Linked DNA regions of Homo sapiens: region 1 is linked to region 2. The links are chromatin loops, found by intact Hi-C in ENCODE. Cell type or tissue: heart left ventricle. All regions are shown on one strand. Each heading gives the region's core, and the rest is flanking DNA. Links, peaks and the distances in the headings are about the cores only.

Region 1 (9,282 bases), core at 1,283-9,282, 120 kb before region 2:
TTTATAATCAGCTTCACTCTTTTCATTGAAAATTATACTCCCAATCTTCTGATGAGGGATGGAAAACAATCTGCTGTTTCCTGTGCCCTGCCCTAACTACTCCTTTTCCATGATAGAATATTATTCAGTTTCTTCCTAGCATTACTCTATTTATGATGCATTTATATACTTTATTTATTTTTATTTTTATTTTTTTGAGATGAAGTCTCACTGTGTTGCCCAGGCTGGAGTGCAGTGGTATGATCTCGGCTCACTGCAACCTCTGCCTCCCAGGTTCAAGCGATTCTCCTACCTCAGCCTCCTGAGTAGCTGGGATTACAGGCACACGCCACCAAGCCCAGCTAATTTTTGTATTTTTAGTACAGACAGGGTTTCATCATGTTGTCCAGGCTGGTCTTGAACTCCTGACCTCGGGTGATGTGCCCACCTCAGCCTCCCAAAGTGCTGGGATTACAGGCGTGAGTCACCGCACCCAGCCTATCCTTTATTCTTTAATTTTTTGTGTGTCTTTATGGTGGTTGTCTCCTACTATGTATCCCACTTGTACCAGCAAGGGATATGAATACAAAAGATTCATATGAAGAATGTTAACATGATTTGTACATATAATTTAAGCATTATTAGTATGTTACATCCCATGCCCACACTCAAGAAATTTGCGCGATTATAGAAGACAAATGTGGGTATGGTGGGAAAAGTACCAAAATTAGAATCAAAAGAGTGAAGTTTGAACATTAGCAACTTGCTTGATTTATGGCCTTACAGGGGAATATTTAACTTATCTTGGTCACTGTTATCCTATAGTAAAGTAAGGCTCATAATATTTATCTCAAGGACTGTTTTGAGATTAAATGAGATAATTGATATGAAAGTGCATTGTGGCTGGGCGCAGTGGTTCACGCCTGTAATCCCAGCACTTTGGGAGGCCGAGGCGGGCGGATCACCGGAGGTTGGGAGTTCAAGACCATTCTGACCAACGTGGAGAAACCCCGTCTCTACTAAAAAAATACAAAAAAAATTAGCCAGGCGTGGTGGTGCATGCCTGTAATCCCAGCTACTCGGGAGGCTGAGGCAGGAGAATTGCTTGAACCCAGGAGGTGGAGGGTGCAGTGAGCCGAGATCATGCCATTAAACTCCAGCCTGGGCAACAAGAGTGAAACTCCATCTACAAAAAAAAAAAAAGAAAGTGCATTGTGAGAAATGTGAGACATTATGGGGGATTACTATTTTCATAGAGCCTATAAAAACATGAGGATATAGAGAAGTTTTTTTGTTTTGTTTTTTGGGGTTTTTCTGAGACAGTCTTGCTCTGTTGCCCAGGCTGGAGTGCAGTGGCGTGATCTCAGCTCACTGCAACTGCCCCCTTCCGCGTTTAAGCGATTCTCCTGCCTCAGCCTCCCAAGTAGCTGGGACTATAGGCGCCCGCTGCCACACCTGGCTAATTTTTGTATTTTTTTAGTAGAGACGAGGTTTCGACATATTGGCCAGGCTGGTCTTGAACTCCTGACCTCAAGTCATCTGCCCACCTCGGCCTCCCAAAGTGCTGGGATTACAAGCATGAGCCACTGCATCCAGCCTAGAGTATTTTTAATGTTCAAGAAAACTAAACCAATGGGTCAGTACAGAGAGGTAAAAACTAAACTAGCTATTGGCTTTATTCAGACAAAAATGTTTGACTAGCTAATGTCAGTGTCCAGCCCATATCCCTCCGGCCCACGCTGGAGGTCAACTGTATTTAGGTAGACAATGACTTTTCACCTTAAGCATCCCTCTGCCTGAGAGCTCTCAGGGAGTTAATTTCCTGGGGAGCAAACTTCAACCAGTAATGGGCAGACATTGATGGATAAAAACCCTTGCTTCCTTGTCTCTTGGAACAATTTCAGATGTGCTTTACAATGTGTCTCAGAGTGTCCATAGTGATAGTGAGCCCCAATTACTCATGGCAGTAACCTGTACATTGCATTGTACAATGCAAAGATAATGCATTGATCTTTTCCCTGTCTCCTTCCATTTCCTGTACCATTTCATTTCTCCCTCACCATAGTTCCTGGGATCACCTCTGTGTAGAAAAAAAATAAACTCAGTTTCTCCCACCATACTCTCACACCAGACGTGTGGGAATTTCTCCCCACCAGCCAGCAAGCAATCACTTCTGCAGTGAATACCAGCTGGGTGTCCTCCAATATAATTCTGACACCACCTACCTGGAGATAGTATCAGATCCCACAGGTTGAGGGCTCAGTCCCCAAGACTTCTCACCTTTTGATGCCCATCTCAAGCCCAGGTTCTTTCACCAGTGCTTCTGACTGACTAGCTATAAACTGGAGATCCCAAATCCTGGTTCTGGGTTCCATTAATTTGCTAGAGTCGCTCACAGGATTCAAGGAAACACTGGCTTGTTACAAAGGAGACTGCAAAGGATACGATGAAGAGATGCATAGGGTGAGGTATGGGAAGGGGTGTGGAGTTTCCATGCCCTCTTCAGGTGCGCCCCCCTCCAGGAAGCTCCATGTATTAAGCTATCTGAAAGCTCCCCATAACCTGTCCTCTTGCGCCTTTTACGGAGACTTCGATAGATAGGAATGTTAGCAACTGTGAGAAATGTGATTGGGCAAAAAGTGTATGATCCCATACTAATAGATTGGGTGGAGAAACCCAGCAAGGCCTGTCTGTCCAGATTCTTCTTGGCCTGTCGGTGCAATTTTCCTTCTTCCAGGATACGGAGCAGGACCCCTTTTGAAATGGGGGTCTTATTGAGATGGAGCAGGGACTCCTCTTAGGGGTCTACTGGAAGCTCTTCCCCCAAGCATGAAATAAAGGAAAATCTTTAGTTTCTTCAGGGGAAATTCCAGGCACCTAGCTAGCCCTGAGAAGTAAATGAGCAACTTAACAAGCAGGACAGTAATAGTAGCTTAAAACAATTGGCAAGAAAGTTACAGTCATGAGAAGTTTGGTTCCCTGCAGAAGCTAAAGATGAGGATTCAGGGAAACACTGGCTTGTTACAAAGGAGATTGCGAAGGATACGATGAAGAGATGCATAGGGTGAGGTATGGGAAGGGGTGTGGAGCTTCCATGCCCTCTTCAGGTGTGCGCCCCTCCGGGAAGCTTTTTTGTTTTGTTTTATTTTGTTTTGTTTTCTTGATACGGAGTTTTGCTCTTGTTGCCTAGGCTGGAGTGCAATGGCATGATCTCGGCTCACTGCAACCTCCACCTCCCAGGTTCAAGCGATTCTCCTGCCTCGGCCTCCCAAGTAGCTGGGATTATAGGCATGCGCCACCACATCCCAACTAATTTTGTATTTTTAGTAGAGATGGGGTTTCATCATATTGGTCAGGCCGGTCTCCCACTCTTGACTTCAGGTGATCCACCCGCATCGGCCTCCCAAAGTGCCGCCACGCCCAGCCTAAAGATAACATCTTAACACATGTACCTGAGTTGTTTTTCAGAAACTCAGACCCCTACTAAATGGGTCCACCGGCACGTAGACCTCACATAAGAATTGAGGACTGAACTCTGACCACGGTTCTTTGTTCTAAATTTCTTCCTGAGGGACCTGGAGGAAGTCATGCCCATGGGCCAGACCTATCATTTCTGTCTGCTGAACTCAAAATTTTAAAGAAAGCTTCCCTTCCTCAACCAATTCCAAATAAAAAAATTTTGAATCTACCTATGACCCATAACACGCTACTTCAAGATATCTCACCATTTTAAGCCAAACCAACGTATAGCCTTCATACATTTATGATTTTGCCTGTAATTTCTGCTTTGCTGAAATTTACTCCTGCCTTTAAAAAGTCTTGCTTGTAAGACACAGGGAGGTTGGGTCTTAAGCGTGAGCTGCCTGATTTTCTTTACTTGGCATTCTGCAAATAAATCCCCTCTGTATTAGTCTGTTTCACACCACTGATAAAGACATACTCGAGACTAATTTATAAAGAAAAAGAGGTTTAATGGACTCACAGTTCCACGTGGCTGGGAAGGCCTCACAATCATGGTGGAAGGCGAAAGGCATGTCTTACCTGGTGGCAGCCAAGAGAGAATGAGAGCCAAGCAAAAGGGGTTTCCCCTTATAAAACCATCAGATCTCATGAGACTTACTCACTACCACGAGTACAGTATGGGGGAAACCACTCCCATGATTCAATTATCTCTCACCGGGTCCCTCCCACAACACATGGGAATTATGGGAGCTACAATTCAAGATGAGACTGGGGTGTGGACACAGCCAAACCATATCACCCTCCCTCCTCCTGATGCAAAACCTCGGTGTGGTTGTTCGGCCTTACTGCATCCGGTGAGAGGGCCCCAGTTTGGTTCAGCAACATTATGACCTACAATCAGACAATGTAGTCAGATAATTTCTTTATGGCCAGCTCCAAGACAGAAAGGTGAGGAAAGATTAGAGTATATTTTTAGTTTCTATGGCCTGCCTCGAGGAGAAAAAGGAGCAGGTGAAAGGAAGGCAGGTCAGAGAGAGAGAAAGAGAGAGACAGATTCTGTTTCCTAAGGTCTAGTTCTGAGGCCTAAAGTATTGCAACATTACACCAAAAGACTACCTTTTACCTTTTTCACCCTGAAGCTGCTTCAGGAACCAAAGACAAAAGGACAAAACCTTGAGCGAAAGATATGATTATTGTTTCGGCCACTTAGCAAGTAACCAGGGCTATGGGAGTTATGAGCCAGGGACCGTGGTAGAAAAGACTTATATATATATAAATGTATATGTAAAATAGTATCACAACCTCCCAAATAAACTGCTTGTACCCAAATCCTTGTCTCAGAATCCACTTTTGGGTGAAATCTGAAGTAAGACATTTGTTTTTCATTTTTGAATATTCATTCTGTTGCATAAAACTTGCTTTACAAGCATGTGTTTGTGATGGTTCACATTTTGTTTGTCTTTGCTTTTAATTGTTCTTTTTATAAAAGAACACAAGAAATTGGAGAGTAGGACAGGAAGGAGGAAGAGGAAAAGAGGTGGAGAACTGAAAGCTGAGCTCTTTTTCTTAAGTGAAAAAACATGTTTTGAAAAAGGAAGTATTCCTTTTTAAGTGTGAATACAACCAGTCATGAGGCAGAGGTGAGAGAGAACTGCATGAACTGCGAGATGGGAAGGGTGGAAGGGAATGTCATCGTTGTTCTGACCCCAGTATTCCTTCTGATAGGATTTTTCTAAATCTGGACTCTTATTGCCTCTTCTGGCCCCCATACTTTCTACTCTGGGAATTCCTCTTTCTTAACTACATTTCTCATCACCAGGGTAACACAATAAAATCTTCAAATGAGAAAAGAGAGGAAATGTCAAGCAGGACTGTGCAGAATGCTTTGCTTTGTCTCTAAGTTCTGAGCTTGGACGGGCTTCCTGGAGACCAGCCCATGCCTTCTGACGTCAAGGACAGGCCTGGACCTGAGAGAAGCAAGTCGGGAGGAGTGGGGGTGGGGAAGTAATTGGTGTCAGGAGGTAGGAGAGACAAAAGTGTGTTCAAGCATTTATCCAGAGTGCTATCACTCCCATACTGAATCTCAGCCTAGACCAATACCAATACTAATAACAGTCCTTAGCATTAACCTTTTCTTTCTTTCTTTTTTTTTTTTTTTTTTTTTTTTTGAGATGGAGTCTCGCTCTGTCGCCCAGGCCGGACTGCGGACTGCAGTGGCGCAATCTCGGCTCACTGCAAGCTCCGCCTCCCGGGTTCACGCCATTCTCCTGCCTCAGCCTCCCGAGTAGCTGGGACTACAGGCGCCCGCCACCGCGCCCGGCTAATTTTTTGTATTTTTAGTAGAGACGGGGTTTCACCTTGTTAGCCAGGATGGTCTCGATCTCCTGACCTCATGATCCACCCGCCTCGGCCTCCCAAAGTGCTGGGATTACAGGCGTGAGCCACCGCGCCCGGCCCCTTTTCTTTCTTTCTGTTCTTCCAAAGCAGTGTAAAGTACTCCTTTCAAAGCAGTACCACGTTACAAAATCTGCAAATCCCAGAAGTCAATAACCTGAAGACATGCCAGGAGCAGTGAAGAAAACAAGTGTCATGAGAGATGAGGCAATAAAGACAGCAAGCTGAGGAGGAGGCTGTTTTCAAGCCACTTATCAGAATACACAGTAGGTACCCTTTTTCCCCTGGTACCCAATGTCACCACCTCAAAGGGGTGATTTTTTTAATCGATGGCCTAAAGAATTCTTTTCAAATGACATGAGTTGCTTTGAGGAGAGGTGGAATGAGATAGGCTCAAATACAAAGAAGAATCTTGCCAAAGTCCAAAGTCAGAAAAGAACCCACTGTGAAAGAGGAACCCACAAGAGTCAACATCTTGCTACTTCAACTAATTGCGCCCATTGGAAGGCAATGGAAGATGGACTGGAAGTTCACACACACAAAAAAATAGAAAAACCTGTCTGGGCATGGTGGCTCTCACCTTTAATCTCAGTGCTTTGGGAAGTTGAGCCAGAAGGATCACTTGAAGCCAGGAGTTCAAGTCCAGCCTGGGCAACATAGCAAGACCCTGTCTCTATAAAAATAAAAATAATTAGCCAGGTGTGGTGGTGTGCACTTGTAGTCCTAGCTACACAGGAGGCTGAGGTGGGAGGATCACTTGAGCCCAAGTGTTCGAGGCTGCAGTGAGCTATGATCACACCATTGCACTGTAGCCTGGGCAACAGAGTACCTACCTCTAAAATAAATAAATAATGAAAGAAAATAAAAGCCTATATTATTTCTCATCTAGATATTATAATATCCTCTCTGAGAGACCACCCAAAGAGTGCCATGAAAGGTAGAGCTAAATTCTGTCTCTGGCCACTGGATTTTCAAGCCAGGAGCAAGGGATTGGATAACTACAACTTGCTTATAGTTCTTCCCCCAGGAACTTAATAAAAAGTGTAAAAAAAGAACACCTAACAGGAACTCACCAATGCCTCTCACTAGGATCTTTCCTGACTTCAGCACGTTTTATAAAACACACATGGATTGTTTCTTCTCTCAGTGCCTTTGAGGAGACAAAGGTTATCCTGGTAAGAATGAATAGGGCTTATAAGTAGGGTTCTTAGCAAGGAAGAGATGGGAATATTTAATTAAAGGAGACCATTTGCTGGGTGTACGGGACTGGCTTTTGTGATAAAGTAGATGCTCTACATCCACTCAGCCCACCTTTGATTTTTTTTGCTGCAGCTGTAATGCACTTTCCTATGCATGCTGACAGAGTCCCACCACAAGTTCCTCTTCATCTCTCTGACATCCTTTACCAAGGAAGCAGTGGGAGCTTATATGCTAGGAGCTTATAAGTGTACAGGGCAAGCCCAAAGGAGAAATATTCCCCCATTAGAACCCCAGCCAGTGGTGCCAGGGGATAAATTGTTCAGCCTCCCCTCTTTTGCAGGGCCATTCTCAAGTGTATTCCACATGGTTCCTCAAAGGATCCTCGGAAGGCTTGAGCCCAATTGCCCACTGCGGTAATTAGTTCAATAACATCCCCTCCTTTTTTTTTTTTACTTTTCCATCTTCCTTCTCTCAGTAAGCTTACTCCTTCATTCCTACTTTCTGGAGTCATTTTGCAAATAAATTACCTGAACTCAATTCCTTACCTCATGCTCTACTTTTGGGTGGACCCAAACTAAGACAGTAATATCTGGTGTAGTTGGAGAAAGCATCCCCTCGGGATGGTATTCTGGAACAGGTTTACTCACCAGTCAGATGAAAACAAAAGCTCCATTGCTGGTAGTAATTGTGGTGTTGATAACCTCTGGCATAACAATCAAACTCTCACCCGTGGTGGACAGGATGTTGTGGAAGGGAAAGCTTCACTTATATAGTATCTAATACTGGGATGAAAGGGGGCAATGGTAATTATAACAGTAGTGGAATTGACTGGCTTTTGTGAAATGCCATAAGAGTTTTGAAGACTGCCTCAAAGAAAAAGACGAGTTCAGGTCAGCCAACTATCAGGTCAAGACATTCTGTGAAAGTCAGAAGTCTTCCATGACAGCAAGTAAAGGGACTGTGTAGCAAAACGGCAGTCGGGCCAGGCACAGTGGCTTGCTCCTGTAATCCCAGCTACTCGAGAGGCTGTGGCAGAAGGATCGCTTGAGCTCAGGAGTTTAAGGCTGCAGTGAGCTATGATTGTGCCTGGGCAGCAGAGTGAGATCCCATCTCTGAAACAGAAAGAAAAGAAAAGAGAGAGAGAAAGAAAAAGAAAGGAAAGAAGGAAGGAAGGAAGGAAGAAAGGAAAGAAGGGAGAGAGGGAGGGAGGGGAGGGGAGGGAGGGAGGGAGGAAGGAAGGAAGGAAAAAAAGATGAAAGGGCAGTCTGTGCTAAAATTCAAGCTCCAAATTCAATCTTAGGGGTGGCAGAATGGCAAAGGAGACTGAATATACAGGTCTTCTACGCTAAAGATCTATGCTAAAGTCACAGCTTTGATAGGGAAACAGTGGGACTCAGACTTGGGATGAAGGCCTCTGTGAGGATATGGATGAGGACCTTAAATCCTGGGTGCTCTTGAATCAGGGAGGTTACAGAAACCAGTCTCCTGCCTCTTGCTGGAGGACAGCAGTCTTCCCTTGCCTGAAGAGGATGAAAACCTTCCTGAGTTGAGTGTCTTGGAAGATGTTACTCGTCCTCCTTGGGATCCCTCCAGTGACTCCTCTAACTGCCTGTAGCTTGAAAATGTGTCAAGTTCTAGCATACCGTAAGAGGGAAGGTACTGTTTCTTCTATGGGAAGAAATAACTTGCTGAAAGAATTACAGAAAAATTCTGACAGGAAAGAGGAAAAGATCTATGGGAATAAATCTGAAAGTGTTAAATTGAATAGGATAGGTAAGTGAGATATAAGGCTGAATACAGGAGAGTGTAATTCTCCCGTGACTCACGGTAACATCCCATCAAGGACTCCTGGAGTTTGTCCCAACACACTGCTAAGACGGTGCCTTGAAACTTGGACATGATAACAATGTAGAGATGCCACAGTTGTCTATTTAAAAAAAGGTCAGAAGGCTCAAGGAAGTGGGCATAAGAGAATGAGATTTTTATGTGAGACCAATCGCCTGACTGTTTCCTACTGTACTCCCTCCACAAAGGTAAGAAGGAACATACCAGCATTTTATGAAAGGTTAGTGGCAGTGGCCTCTATGAATTGGGGTTCACAGAATAAAATTCTGCCACAGAATTGAGCCTTCTAGGGTCAATGGGAATAAAAAGAATTCAATTATTTGAGAGTCCAGGTAGCTGCACTTAAACATCGAAGGCCAGATGGACATAATTCATGTAATATGCAAGACTATAGGGGTAACC
Region 2 (9,386 bases), core at 387-8,386:
TTTAAATATTGCATTTCTTCATAAGTTTCATCTGTTAATAGGTCAAACGTGAGTCAAATTAACGTATGAGAGGTCTGTCGATTCAGCAAATTTTGAAGTAGGTATTGCAGAAAATAAGAAACACCACTGTGAGCTGATTGGTTTCCTACTAATTGAAGTACACACTAAATTTGAGGATGGGATCCAGGGCCACTGCTAGCCTATATGGCACCTTTGTGCAAAGCAGAAAAACATGTCCATTCTTTTTGGATGGACACAGATCTGTACCAGGGCAGACAGCTTGGTGAGCAGAATGCTGGGTAGACTTTAATCCCCACTTGGTCAGGTGCCAAGTAATAGCTTTGAGAATATTGTTATTCTGCATGTGACACACCCTTTCCAGCTTTCCCGTATACATTTCAACAAGTTATCCTCAGAAACAAAAAAGGCAGTCCCATGGGTCCCCATGCTTAGGCTGGGACTAGGGTTGAACTTCCAAAGAGAGGGGGTAGGTGCTTTCTCTATTTCAAGAACCAACTTGCTGGGAAGAGAACGGCTCTACCGGTTACAAATCAGTGTTCACAAATGTCTATTTTTGTTCTTGTTACCCTTTTGTGGTTTATTTTTTCTTTCTAGGCTGTCTTCAATATTCGTTTTATCCTGATTTTCATTGCATAAAATGGTGAGAAGTCATGTGGTATAATTTATCATATTCCACAAGTATGGCCTTAGCTGTGGCTGTGAGATTCTTATGCGCATATCACATTCTCACATTTGCAGGATTTATTTCAGTCTGTAAGTCGTGGGTGCTGCTGCCATTTAGAGGTATAAGGAGTTGTGATATTTGGTATCAGAGGGTTGCAGTTCCACCTTGGCTCCAAAACTTTAAAATAACCTCTGAAACCTTAGGTTTTTGTAGAAATTAATAAGCAGAATTCATAAAGTTTGAACAGGTGGAGTCACTTATTCGGAAATACATTAAAACAGATTACACCTAGATTGTTCATACGATTTCTCACCAGTGCTTGACTGTTTCCATAAAGCCATATGCTAACCTTTATAACTAACTCTGATTGATAACTTTGTCCAGAACCCTTCTGGAAGGCTAATCATCACCCTAAGCTCACTACAGTCTGTGACTGTTCCTGCTGCTTTTTAAAGGGATATGGTGGCTTGCTTTCGACCTTTTCTTTTTCCAATTAATGATTCTTTCCTCCGTTCTTCTCTTGCATGTCTAGTGATTCCCCGCCTTTTCTCTTTCTTTCCCAGGTACCTTTCTTTGTGACGCATGTGAGGCAACTTATGTCTGCCTTCCATCAATTAAAAGAGAGTATTTTCCCATTTACAAAAACTCACTTTAAAGTTTCCTCTTTTCATTGGCTTTTTTGGCCGCAGAAACTGTTTTACCAGTATATAAAAGCATAGAGTGTTTTAAGTTGCTTATGGAACACATTTTACAACTTTGTATCTGGTTCTCCTAAGTTCCTCTTAGATTTAGACTTCTTTTAGAATACAGATACGTAGTTTCAAGTTACAATATCCTGTGTATGAGAATAGAAATAGGTCAATTAAATGGTTTTATCAAATGCATATATGAACGTATATAATACATACATATACCTGTTTTATGTTTTTATTCTTCCCAAAATACTTAATTTTAAGTATATTAAGACATCTAGAAGTGATACAGACATACTGAGGCTGATGTCTGTTTTCAAAAGGAGTGACAAATCAGTTTTCCATAGTGAAAGAAAAGCACCTGACATTATTATAATGGCTGAATAAAAGATTGTGGGACGTTTGAGACATTTTAGAAACTTAAAGGTTTTCAATAACTTTGAGTTAAATGAAAAATAAAAATTTACATGATGATTCTAAATTATAAACTGATGTATCTTTTAAACAGTAGGTTTTTAATTCTCAAATAATCTTAGCTAATATTTGTTGAATGCTTAGTACATGCCAGAGTCTGTTCAAAGTGAGCTATATGTAGTAACATAGCCTGGTGAGGTGTTGATACTAACAAGTGACAGAGCTAGGATTTTAACTCAGAGCTCACACTCCTATTTCACTTTACTACTTTACAAATAAGTGGTTTAACATACTCTTTCCTCAAAGTGACTATAACCTAATGAATATGTTAGTTGTCTTCTGTTTTTATTTCATATTATGAATTTTTATTGAAACTTAAGACAGATATTCATTGTATTCTAAATGTGGGCTGCAGTGTTCTTTAGACAGTCTATAAACAATATAACTAAACTATTTTCAGAATAATTACAGAAAGTGGAATTTTAAATGGTGATATTAAATGGTTATTTTTATGATATATTTTAGAATATTTTAAATGGAAACATTAAGGCAGTTATTTTACTATCATTAATATCTTTGAAATGCTTTTCCCCCTTTGCTGGGTAGTTTGTGAACTATGCCTTGTATTTATTCTTCATTGTGTACCATTCTGGGGCATAGATTTCCTTGCTGAAACAGAATCTGGAGATACAGCTTTCCCAGTCTCAGACTTCTTTGCAACAACTGCAAGCCCAGTTTACGCAAGAACGACAGCGGCTTACGCAAGAGCTTGAAGAATTAGAGGAGCAACATCAGCAAAGACACAAATCATTAAAAGAAGCACATGTCCTTGCATTTCAAACTATGGAAGAGGAAAAGGAAAAGGAGCAAAGAGTAAGTTTTATGTGACATACGTTCAAATGTAACCCAACTGCCTAATAATAATTAGTCTTCAAATTAAAAAAATTTTTTTTTCTATTTTTTGAGACAGGGTCTCACTCTGTCACCCAGGCTGAGGTGCAGCAGCACAATCATGGCTCACTGCAGTCTCGACTTCCTAGACTCGTGATTTTTCCACCTCAGCCTCCTGAATAGCTGGGACTATAGGCGCACACCACCATGCCTGGCTAATTTTTTAATTTTTTTTTTTTTGTAGAAACAGGGTCTCGCTATGTTGCCCAGGCTGGTCTTGAATTCTGGGGCTCAAGCAATCCTTCCACCTTGTCCTCCCAAACTGCTGGGATTACAAGGGTGAGCCACTGTGCCCAGCCTGTTCAATATATAGACAAAATACATTGAATCAAATTGGTTTCATGATGATTTCTTTATTCTACTGAAATGACCCTAATTATTTTTTCTAATGTTGATTATCTTATGTCTAGTTTTCTTGAAAATGAACCTAAAACATTTTGTATTTCTTAAATAATAACTGAGTTTTAGTAACTGTTTTCTATTTTGTTTGCATTTTCCTTCCTATATTCTAGCATAATAATTTGAATTTGTCTTGTTCTAGGCTCTTGAAAATCATTTACAACAGAAGCATTCTGCAGAGCTTCAATCACTAAAAGATGCACACAGAGAGTCAATGGAGGGCTTCCGGATAGAAATGGAACAGGAACTTCAGACTCTTCGGTTTGAATTAGAAGATGAAGGAAAGGCTATGCTTGGTATTTTGAAAAGATTACAATCTTGTCATATTCATATGTACATTTTTAACATTTTTTAAATTCAACATAAAATCACCAAGTTTTATTTTAAAATTTTGAAACGTCAAAATGAATATCTAAGTGTACTGCATATTTTATTTGAAGTTACCACATGAATAGGCAGGACACAAACAGTAAAGTGAATTCCCCTCAGCTCTCTCTGTACTCCAGCTATGCAAGCAACACCACTGGTACTCTAATCTGTCCTTTTTGGACTAAGTGGACTCAGGACATTGAGGTGTCCCAGAAATCAATCACTGCTCAGTAGAAAGGACATGGAGCCACATGTCCTTAGACTGCATGGTCATATGGTTTTTTACACTTCAAGATTTTGTTTTAATGGGAAAAGTCAGTATTAGGTCTGACTCTTCTGTTGAGGTATATATTTCTTTGAGATTTCTACCTATGAGGTGTTCACATCATTACTTTTTATAAGGAGGTAGGTTGAGTTTTGAAGAAAAACTGGATATGTATTTAAAGATTTGTTTTGGGTTTTGTTTTTTATGTCATTCAATAACTTTTTATTCTTACCATCTCATTTTCCTTCTGTTTGGCTTTATTCCAAATTATGCTAATATTTTTAACATGTTGTCATACTTCAGTGGCACACTCTTTCCAAGTAGGAATTTGGAGCAAAGAAGACTGAAGTGTTATCAATATTTTGGGCCTCAAAGGGAAAGCCGTCTGACCCTGTTTCTCATCGATAATGTTGCTGGGAGTCCCAGACCAAGTCGTTAAAGCTCTCCTCTTCCTCCTTTAAAACCCACTATGACTGCTAGCATGAAAATCAGATTAAATTTAGACATTTGTCAAAGATTTGTGAAAAGCCTTTTCATGTGCTAGAGATTGCTGAGCAAGGAGAATTAAAAAATGAACTACTGCCCTGTCTTTGCACAGGAATTGTAGTGAAATGTAGAGGTCGCCTTTATAGAAATGTGGCCAAAAGGGAATACACATTCCACAGCTTTGTCAGGGCAGGCAAAAACAGTCCCAGTGTTGGAACTATTGTTGTTTAGTCCATTGAAACATGCTCCACTAAACATGATTCAAATATGTCTTTGTTGGCCGGGTGTGGTGGCTCACACCTCTAATCCCAGTACTTTGGGAGGCTGAGGCAGGTGGATCACCTGAGGGCGGGATTTTGAGATCAGCCTGACCAACATGGTGAAACTGCATCTCTACTAAAAATACAGAATTAGCCAGGCGTGGTGGCGCATGCCTGTAATCCTAGCTACTTGGGAGGCTGAGGCGGGAGAATCGCTTGAATCTGGAAGGTCGAGTTTGCAGTGAGCCAAGATCACACCATTGCATTCCAGCCTGGGCAACAAGAGCAAAACTCTGTCTCAAAAAATAAATAAATAAATAAATAAAATATGTCTTTGTTGACAAAAAGAGTTTTGGGTCTTTAAAAAAACTTTTATTTTGAAATAATTGTAGATTCACATGCAGTTTTAAGAAATACTACAGAGATCTCTTTAACTAGTTCCTCCAGTGGTAACATCTTGCAGAACTATGGTACAGTATCACAACCAGTACAATGACGAAGATTCTGTCAAGATTCAGAACATTCCCATTACCATGAAGATGACTCATGTTGTTCATTTATTGCCACACCTATATTCCCAGTCCTCCCCTCCTATAACACCTGGCAACCATTACCCTGTTCATTTCTATGATTTTGTCAGGTTAAGAATGCTCTAATTTTATAAATGAAATCATACAATATTTAACCTTTTTGGGGAGAAGGGATAGGGTCTCACTCTGTTGCCCAGGTTAAGAATGCAGTGGTGTGCTATCAGCTCACTGCAACCTCCACCTCCCGGGTTCAAGCAATCCTCCTGCCTCAGCCTCCTAAGTAGCTGGGACTATAAGTGTGTGCTGCCACACCCAGCTAATTTTTGTAATTTTTGTAGGCAGGGTTTCACCATGTTGCCCAAGCTGGTCTCAAACTCCAGGCCTCAAGTGATCTACGGGTCTCGGCCTCCCAAAGTGCTGGGATTACAGGTGTGAACCACCACACCCAACAATATTTAACATGTAGAGGTTGGCCTTTTTTCACTCGGCATAATTATCTGAAGTCATCTAGGTTATTGTGTGTATCAACAGTTTGTTTCTTTTTATTGCCAAGTAGTATTCAGTGGTTTTGATCCACCGTAGTTTGTTGTCCTTTGCCCGTTAAAGATCACCTGAGCTTTTAGTTCTTAGCTGTTACAAATAAAGCTGCTATAAACATTCACGTACAAATTTCATATAAACATAAGTTTCATTTCTCTGGGATAAGTGCCTAGGAGTGCGGTTGCTGGGTCATATGGCAGCTGCATATGTAGTTTTGTAACAAACTGCCAAACATTTTCTAGAGTGATTGTACCATTTTCCATCCCTACTAGCATCATATAAATTTTGCTCACATCCTCACCAACATTTGATGTTGTCATTATATTTCATCCTTTCTGATAGGAATGTGTGATAACTCATTCTGGTTTTAATTTGCATTTTCCTAGTGGCTCATGATATTGAACATTTTTCAATATCATGAGAACATTGACCAGCCAGGCTCCTTTAGGGATATTTTTGAAGAATTCTTATTTGGGTGAGAAGTTGCCTCCTAAATATTTGTTATGGTACCATTAAACTCTAAAATTTCATTCTTTTTTTTTTTTTTGAGATGGAGTCTCACTCTGTTGCCCAGGCTGGAGTGCAATGGCGTGATCTCGGCTCATTGCAACCTCTGCCTCCCAGGTTCACGCAATTCTCCTGTGTCAGTCTTCTGAGTAGCTAAGATTACAGGAACCTACCACCATGCCTGGCTAATTTTTTGTATTTTTAGTAGAGACGGGGTTTCACCATGTTGATCAGGCTGGTCTCGAACTCCTGACCTCAGGTGATCCACCCACCTCGGCCTCCCAAAGTGCTGGGATTATAGGCATGAGCCCCCGTGCTTGACCAAATTTTATTATCCTAATAGTGAAAGAGACGAATTAAAAATACTTCATCTCCATTAGCACTTTACCTGCATACTGAAAGCATGTATAAAAATACCTTGATCCGCTTAAACATTTGAAATATTTTATATCCTCATCAAAGCTACATTAACTTTAAATTCATGATAGTATATTGTAGTCTGTAATATTTAAATTTGTCATAGTTTATAATCTATTAATTTAATGGACATACACAAGTGTTCTAATTTTTGAAATAATTTTTTACTTCTATAATTTTTATCTAAAGTATTGATAATATTTTTTAAATGTGCCAAATGTATTTTTGCCTTGCAATTCCAGCTTCCTTGCGCTCAGAACTCAACCATCAACATGCAGCTGCAATTGATTTGTTACGGCATAATCATCATCAAGAATTGGCAGCTGCTAAAATGGAATTAGAGAGAAGCATAGACATCAGCAGAAGACAGGTAAGTAAGAGTATTCTGTACTCTGATGATTTCTTAAATTTGAATAGATTGAATGTTCATAATTTCCTGAAAATTATTTTGTAATAACTTATTTTCACTAGTTATCACATTCTATTTATATTGAAGAGCTTTATTTGATTCAGTTATTTATTTATTTGAGACAGGGTCTCGCTTTGTCACTGAGGCTGGAGTGGAGTGGCACAATCACAGAAGGGAGCTTAACTGTCAGATAACTGCTAGAGCAGCACTAAACTAAGTCTGCTTTGTAAGCCATGTGATGTGTGTGTTTTAGGAGGGCCTCCTTAGATGCACTTTCTCTTTAGATTATAGGCAGTGGTGCCACAATTATTCTTCAAAATCATGTAAAACTTACTGAGGATGTAAGAGCACTGTGTTCTAATCTCAACTAATCCACTGATTATAAATCATCTTTGGGTATTGGTTTCCTCATCTGTAAAATGAGAGAGATGTCCTTTGACCTTTTGGGTTCTTTGTAATCTGACATTATTGAAGCTATATCCATATACACACTATATGTGTGGAAAGAGAACAGGCCTTGAGGTTTTCTCATTTCAGCAGTTTGCTTTTGAAGAAGCAATGTCAGAATGATTACATTTGACATTCCAGTGTGTCATTTTCTTTCCCGCAGATAAACACAGAAATCAAATATGTAGAAAACTTCTAAAAATGACTTTTTTTTTTTAACAGAGTAAGGAGCACATATGTAGAATTACAGATCTACAAGAGGAATTAAGACACAGAGAGCATCACATCTCTGAATTGGATAAGGAGGTTCAGCACCTTCATGAGAATATAAGTGCCCTAACCAAAGAACTGGAATTTAAGGGGAAAGAAATTCTCAGAATACGAAGTGAATCTAACCAACAGATAAGGTATGCCATTAAGTACAACAGAAGGAATATGCAGTGTCATCTGAAAAACTGTTGTGCTGATATTTAGTAATCTATGCTAATTTTGTGACTAGACTGGCTCTCTAGTAAAATATTGAAGACCTCTTTTTACTTTATTTGATGACTATGTTATAATCTAGAACACAGATGAAATGTTTATATCTTGAATGATGTAACATGTATTCATTCACTTTGGAAATTGTATATAATTAACTGAATTCTTTTTAAAATGTTATTTGAAAAAGCATTAAAGGAGACAACTTTAACAAAGCCAGAAGCTTATAGCAGAAAGTAAGTAGCTTAATTTAGGCTGTTTACATAAATTTTCTATATATTATACCAAAAACCATTTCAAATCTGGTAGAATAATAGAAAGTTTTGAAAGCTTGACTTCAGAATAACATTTTCTTAACTAAAAATAAATCAAACAGGTTGCATGAACAAGATTTAAACAAGAGACTTGAAAAAGAGTTGGATGTCATGACAGCAGACCACCTCAGAGAGAAAAATATCATGCGGGCAGATTTTAATAAGACTAACGAGCTACTCAAGGAAATAAATGCCGCTTTACAAGTGTCGTAAGTCATATTATATAAGAAAATTCATATGTGGATAATAAATTTAGGAGCACTGTGTTTAACCTCAGATTAGCTGTTATTTTGACTCTAATAAAAAGGATACTTTAAAAAGAAAATTTTAGTGCTGTGTTACAGATGGTAATTGCAGTGCTATATGTTCTTTAATTAGGATGAGGCAGTTGAATGATGATGTTTTATCAACTAAGACTGCACCAGTTCTGCTAGAACAGTAATCTAAAGAATGTTCCTTAGGATCATGAACTATCATGCCATGGTGAAAACTGAAAATATGGCTATATATAATGTTAAGTAAAAAGAATATATAGTGAACAATAGGAATACTATGATCCTATATACACACTAATAATGTATATTTTACCAAAATATCAAAATATCTTAACAAATACCAAATTTTAATGGTAATGGTTCCCTCAAGAGAATGGATTAGGAGGTACTGGAGATGAGAAAGAGCAATTCTTTCTTTTTATTTTATATACTCCACTTACATATTGTTTAAATTCCTACAAGAAGCATCTAATTGTCTTATGATTTTAAAAATCAATAAAGGGGAAAACATTACAAATAAAGTTACCGCTCATACATAGTAACTACAGTATTGTTAAAACCAAAGTTTCTAATTCTTATTTAATGTTCTTTGGAAACATTTAATAACCCTTCCTTTCCTAGATGCTTGTAAACTGATGTAGCTAATGCAGTTTGTACTCAGTCCATCTCTGTGGCCTAAACCCTGGTCCAACATAAGTTATTTCAGAATTAATCTACTCTAAGCTGCTGCTAGTAGTTTATTCACCTTTAGTCTCTCCTCTTCCAATCAAATATATATATATCCACATACTTCAGTAAAGTCACAATTAGTGACTAATCCCATTATCCTTCATGTCAAAGTCAAATGTAAACTTAACAGCTCCAATGTGCCTTATTCTACATCATCCAACAGCAACCCTTATTTCTTATTCTGTCTTTTTATCAGCCTAGTGGACCTTCTTGGTTT

Evidence for each region. A loop is a pair of places that touch in the nucleus more often than their neighbours do. Peaks named below come from ENCODE experiments on the same cell type or tissue, not always from the same donor. Only the 100,000 strongest peaks of a DNase experiment are listed, where the experiment ranks them.
Region 1: a loop joins it to region 2, with 3 times the contacts of the local background. A loop is called at or near these places in 19 of 110 quality-filtered maps.

The regions. Positions count from the first base shown.
Region 1 is chr6:119,092,970-119,102,251 of GRCh38, reverse strand. It overlaps a transcript of FAM184A not described here. Among named protein-coding and RNA genes, the nearest start is that of FAM184A, 19 kb to the right of the region's middle. In heart left ventricle, for the core only: no CTCF peak of the experiment used is centred there; a DNase peak (open chromatin) is centred at 5,391; H3K27ac peaks cover 1,024 bases.
Region 2 is chr6:118,973,416-118,982,801 of GRCh38, reverse strand. It overlaps FAM184A (family with sequence similarity 184 member A), which reads left to right. Exons shown (of 18, transcript NM_024581.6): 10 at 2,452-2,664; 11 at 3,284-3,437; 12 at 6,758-6,885; 13 at 7,594-7,778; 14 at 8,228-8,374. All of the region lies in intron 1 of LOC124901389 (a long non-coding RNA gene), which reads right to left. Among named protein-coding and RNA genes, the nearest start is that of MCM9, 43 kb to the right of the region's middle. In heart left ventricle, for the core only: no CTCF peak of the experiment used is centred there; no DNase peak of the experiment used is centred there.